Regions from separate parts of the Homo sapiens genome. Here region 2 is linked to region 1. Evidence: read pairs that join two places in POLR2A ChIA-PET (ENCODE). Cell type or tissue: PC-9. All regions are shown on one strand. Region 1 overlaps LOC105370787 (a long non-coding RNA gene). Region 2 overlaps PLCB2 (phospholipase C beta 2).

Evidence for each region. Peaks named below come from ENCODE experiments on the same cell type or tissue, not always from the same donor. Only the 100,000 strongest peaks of a DNase experiment are listed, where the experiment ranks them.
Region 2: POLR2A ChIA-PET joins it to region 1 with 14 read pairs; 4 of 35 experiments call an interaction of 5 or more read pairs at or near these places.

The regions. Positions count from the first base shown.
Region 1 is chr15:40,075,927-40,078,426 of GRCh38, reverse strand. It overlaps LOC105370787 (a long non-coding RNA gene), which reads left to right. Exons shown (of 3, transcript NR_188231.1): 3 at 2,407-2,500. Among named protein-coding and RNA genes, the nearest start is that of BMF, 32 kb to the left of the region's middle. RefSeq lists an enhancer at 865-1,365. In PC-9, no CTCF peak of the experiment used is centred here; no DNase peak of the experiment used is centred here.
Region 2 is chr15:40,290,304-40,292,803 of GRCh38, reverse strand. It overlaps PLCB2 (phospholipase C beta 2), which reads left to right. Exons shown (of 32, transcript NM_004573.3): 22 at 361-465; 23 at 646-740; 24 at 880-955; 25 at 1,154-1,198; 26 at 1,317-1,539; 27 at 1,621-1,786; 28 at 1,967-2,043; 29 at 2,132-2,227. Among named protein-coding and RNA genes, the nearest start is that of ANKRD63, 8.5 kb to the right of the region's middle. RefSeq lists enhancers at 407-951, 952-1,497. In PC-9, no CTCF peak of the experiment used is centred here; a DNase peak (open chromatin) is centred at 1,363; H3K4me3 peaks cover 820 bases.

The DNA of each region.
Region 1 (2,500 bases):
ACTACTAATAGCTTACTGTTGACAAAAGCCGTAGTGATAACATAGTCGATTCACACATATTGTGTGTGTTATATGTATTATATTCTGTGTTCTTACAATAAACTAGAGCAAAGAAGATGTTATTAAGAAAATCATAAGGAAGAAAACATATATTTAGTATTCATTATGTGGAAGTGGATCGTCATCAAAATCTTCATTCTCATCATCTTCACATTGAATAGGCTGAGGAGGAGGAAGAGAGGGGTAGGTCTTGCTGTCTTAGGAGTGGCAGAGGCAGTAGAGATGAAGGAGTTCGTAGAAGGGGAGGCACGGGAGGCAGGAGAGGCAGGCACACCTGGTGTAACTTTTATTGAAAAAAATCTGGGCTGAGCACCATGGCTCATGACTGTAATCCCAGCATTTTGGGAGGCCAAGGCAGGAGGATTCCTCGAGCCCAGGAGTTTGAGACTAGCCTGGGCAACATGGTGAAACCTTGTGTCTACAAAAAATATATAAAAATTAGCTGGGCATGGTGGCACGTGCCTGTAGTCCCAGCTACTCGGGAGGCTGAGGTGGGAAATCACCTGAGCCCAGGGAGGTTGAGGCTGCAGTGAGCCATGATCGTGCCACTGAATTCCAGCCTGGGTGACAGAGTGAGACCCTGTCTCAAAAAACAAAAAAACCAAAAAAAAAAAAAAAAAAAAAAAAACAACAAAAAAAAGCATGCACATAAGTGGACTCACGCAGTTCAAACCCTTGTTCAAGGGTCAACTGTATTATCATTTGAAACTTTTTTTGTTTTTTTTTTGAGACAGGTCTCACTCTGTTGCCCAGGCTGCAATGGCACAATCATAGCTCACGGCAGCTTCGACCTCTTGGGTTCAAGCCGTCTTCCCTCCTCAGGGGAGGACGTCTAGCTTATTGAGCTAAACAGAACCTGGATCCTAAATCACCACGTTTCCATCTAGTGCTGGGAATACAGCTGTGAGCCAACATGGCCAGCCTGAAACATTTTTATTTTGCTAATTTTACGAGTGAAAAGGGACTTTCTTTTTCCTTCTTTCTCCTTCCTTCCTTCTTTCCTTCCTTCCTTCCTTCCTTCCTTCCTTCCTTCCTTCCTTCCTTCCCTCCATCCCTCCCTCCCTCCCTCCCTCCCTCTTTCTCTTTCTTTTTTTTTGACACAAGGTATCACTCTGTCGCCCAGGCTGGAGCATAGTGGCACGATCATGGCTCACTGCAGCCTTGACCTCCTGAGCTCCTGGGCTCAAACAGCCCGCCCCCTTCCGCCACCCCTCCACCGCCAAGTATCTGGGACTACAGGCGTGCACCAACACGCTTGCTAATTTTATTTTATTTTTTTTTTGAGATGGAGTCTTGCTCTTTCTCCCAGGCTGGAGTGCAGCGGCGCGATCTCGGCTCACTGCAAGCTCCGCCTCCCGGGTTCACGCCATTCTCCTGCCTCAGCCTCCCGAGCACAGTAGCTGGGACTACAGGCGCCAGCCACTATGTCTGGCTAATTTTTTTTTTTTTTTTTTTTTTTTTTGTATTTTTAGTAGAGACGGGCTTTCACCGTGTGTTAGCCAGGATGGTCTCTATCTCCTGACCTCGTGATCCGCTCGCCTCGGCCTCCCAAAGTGCTGGGATTACAGGCGTGAGCCACTGTGCCCTGCGCTAATTTTTTATTTTTTATTTTTTATTTTGTAGAGACCAGCTATGTTGCTCAAACTGGTCTAGAACTCCTGGGCTCAAGCGATCCTCCCACCTCTACCTCCCCATTCGCTGGGATTACAGCCATGAGCTACAATGTCCACCCAGAATGAGACATTTCATTGTTTAACTTTCACTTTCTTATTTTCTAAATTAGTAAGAAATATTTAAATACTTAATTGCCATTGTTTCTTCTGCGAGTTGTCTCTTCCTTAGTATTTGGCTGTTTTTAACTTTTGGAATTAGTATTTTATTGTCTACGAGAATTCTTTATAAACTGCTATTTGTCTTACAATTTCACTTCGAGTCACAAATTTTTTTCAATGCAGCCAAATCAAGCCTTCCTTTGTGACTTCTGTTGCATTTATGCTTATATAACTTTTCATATAAAAATGTTCAAGAAGGCTGGACGCAGTGGAATGCACTTGTGGTCCCAGCTACTTGAGAAGCTTAGTCAGGAGGATCACCTGAGCCCAGGAGTTTAAGGCTGTAGCACACCATGATCATGCCTGTGAATAGCCACTGCACTCTGGTCTGGGCAGCATGGCAAGACCCTGTCTTGACTATATATATATATATATATTTTTTTTTTCAAGTCTTTACCTATACATTCTTCTCGTTTCTTTCTTTTTAAATTGCTTCCTTTCAAAAATAATAATTATTTAGCCTAACTAGCACGTGTGAGGTAAGGAGCTACCTTAAGTTCTTCTTCCCCAACAGGTAGCCGGCTCCACGCACTGACCGCAGCTCTGAGGCTGACACTTCCCTGAAGACCCAGAGTGTGGATCGTCAGTCAGGACTTCCATCTTGCTCC
Region 2 (2,500 bases), 210 kb before region 1:
GGGCAGAACAGTACCTCTCCAGGAACCTAAGAGAGGCGGGAACTCTGCCCACCTAACAGAATTGCTGTAATTTTCTGAAACGGCTGGGGCAGTTTCTCAAGTAGCTGACACTTATGGGCATTTAAAATTTGCTAAGGGCTTATAATACATTCTCACTTCATCCTCACAATAACCACATGAGTAGACACTCATCCCCTCTTCATAGATGAGTAAAGTCTCAGAGAGTTAAAGTAACCTGGCTGAAGTCACACAGCCAGGATGGTGCAGTGCCAGACTCAGACCCTTGGGTCCTAGGCTGTGTGTGCACAGTGCTGGCAGGAACGGGCTCTGGCTCACTGCCTACCCTGTCCTGTCTCACAGGGTACCACCACCTGTGCCTGCACAGTGAGAGCAACATGCCCCTCACCATGCCTGCGCTCTTCATCTTCCTGGAGATGAAGGACTACATACCTGGTGCTTGGGCAGGTAGGAGCCCATGGCATGCCAGGAGCCTCGGGGTGTCTGTTCCCCCTTCCTTCCCATCAAGCCAGCTTCCAGAGTTGGGGTGGGATCCAGATGGGGCATCCTGGAGTGGGTGAGGACAGGGGAGACTTCCAGCCACATCTCCATATACACTATGTTGTAATGTCCTGTGCACCCACCCAGATCTCACTGTGGCCCTCGCCAACCCCATTAAGTTCTTCAGTGCCCATGACACGAAGTCTGTGAAGCTCAAGGAGGCCATGGGAGGTCTGCCTGAGGTCTGTGTTGCCTGCACTGCTGCCAGGGGCTCACCAGAGATTAGCCCTATTTATGGGAGAGGCTGGGGAGAGGGCCGAGTCCCAGGCTCGGGGAGAGAGGGCTGTCAAGCCACCTTCCTGACCTGCTCTCCCTACACAGAAGCCCTTCCCACTGGCGAGTCCAGTTGCCAGCCAGGTCAATGGGGCGTTGGCCCCAACGAGCAATGGGTCACCAGGTATGAGCTTCGGTCCGCACACCTACTGGGGGCACCTCCACCTCTGCACCCACAGGCACTTCCCTTTAAAAAATTTCACCTAGGGAAAGTGCGGGGCAGGGGGCACATACTGCGACTCCCAGGGGGCGGTGTGGAGGAGGCGAACGGAGCCAAGGGGCCCCCCAGAGCACCTGACAGCCCAGCCCGTGGCTCTTGCAGCAGCCAGGGCCGGGGCCAGGGAAGAGGCTATGAAAGAAGCTGCGGGTAAGGCCTGCTGAGCCCGGTGATCTCGGGGATGAGCCTGGGGCGGGTCCGGGGCTCCTTGGGGGTTGGACGGGCAGGACGGCCTGGCCGGTGTTGCGCCTCACCCGGGCCTCCGCAGAGCCGCGGACCGCCAGCCTGGAGGAGCTCCGGGAGCTAAAGGGCGTGGTGAAGCTGCAGCGGCGGCACGAGAAGGAGCTGCGAGAGTTGGAGCGGCGCGGAGCGCGGCGCTGGGAGGAGCTGCTGCAGCGGGGCGCGGCGCAGCTGGCGGAGCTCGGGCCACCGGGCGTGGGGGGCGTCGGGGCCTGCAAGCTCGGTCCCGGCAAGGGCTCTCGCAAGAAGAGGTAAGGCTCGTGGCGGTGCCCTGCCCTCTGCAGCGCGGGTGGCGCAGGATCTCAGGGCCTGTCCCCACGTGGCCTCCCCAGGAGCCTGCCCCGCGAGGAGAGCGCCGGAGCCGCGCCGGGCGAGGGCCCTGAGGGCGTGGACGGGCGCGTGCGGGAGCTGAAAGACAGGCTGGAGCTGGAGCTGCTGCGGCAGGGCGAGGAGCAGTACGAGTGCGTTCTGAAGCGCAAGGAGCAGCACGTGGCCGAGGTGGCCGGGAGGGGCAGGGCGACAACCCCACCAGCCCCACCGACCCCACCCCCCATGGACCCCATTCGCCCCTCTCACCGACCCAACCCCCTCACCGACTCCCCTCCACCGACCCCCGCCCCCCGTACTCCCTCTGAACAACAAAGGGCTTCTCGCCAAGCTTACTTCCTCTCCCTGCAGCAAATCTCCAAAATGATGGAGCTGGCCAGAGAGAAACAGGCGGCAGAGCTGAAGGCCCTGAAGGAGACGTCGGAGAAGTACGACTGCCTCCCTCCCACACCTGCTTCGCCTCCCAGCAAGGGCTCAGCCGCACAAAACAGCTCCTTCATGCCTGTCTCTCTGCAGCGACACCAAAGAGATGAAGAAAAAGCTGGAGACAAAGAGACTGGAGCGGATCCAGGGCATGACCAAAGTCACCACAGACAAGATGGCCCAGGAGAGGTGAGCCCTGGAGGGGAGGCCCAGGGCTGGGCAGACCCCACTTCAGGTGGAAAGGGGCCTCTCTACAAATGGATCCTGACTCACTTCCCAAAGATGCATCTGTCCCCTGGCTCTCCAAAAAGCGGATCCCCCCTGTCACCTTTGATCAGAGTGTCCTCCTCAGACAAAACACGGAGGCCAACACTACATGGGCAGAGCTCTGGAGGCAGCCAAGCCTGCAGGGAGGGAGCTGAGGCCTTGGGATTGTAGCCTGTCCACTGTGGTGGCACTGTT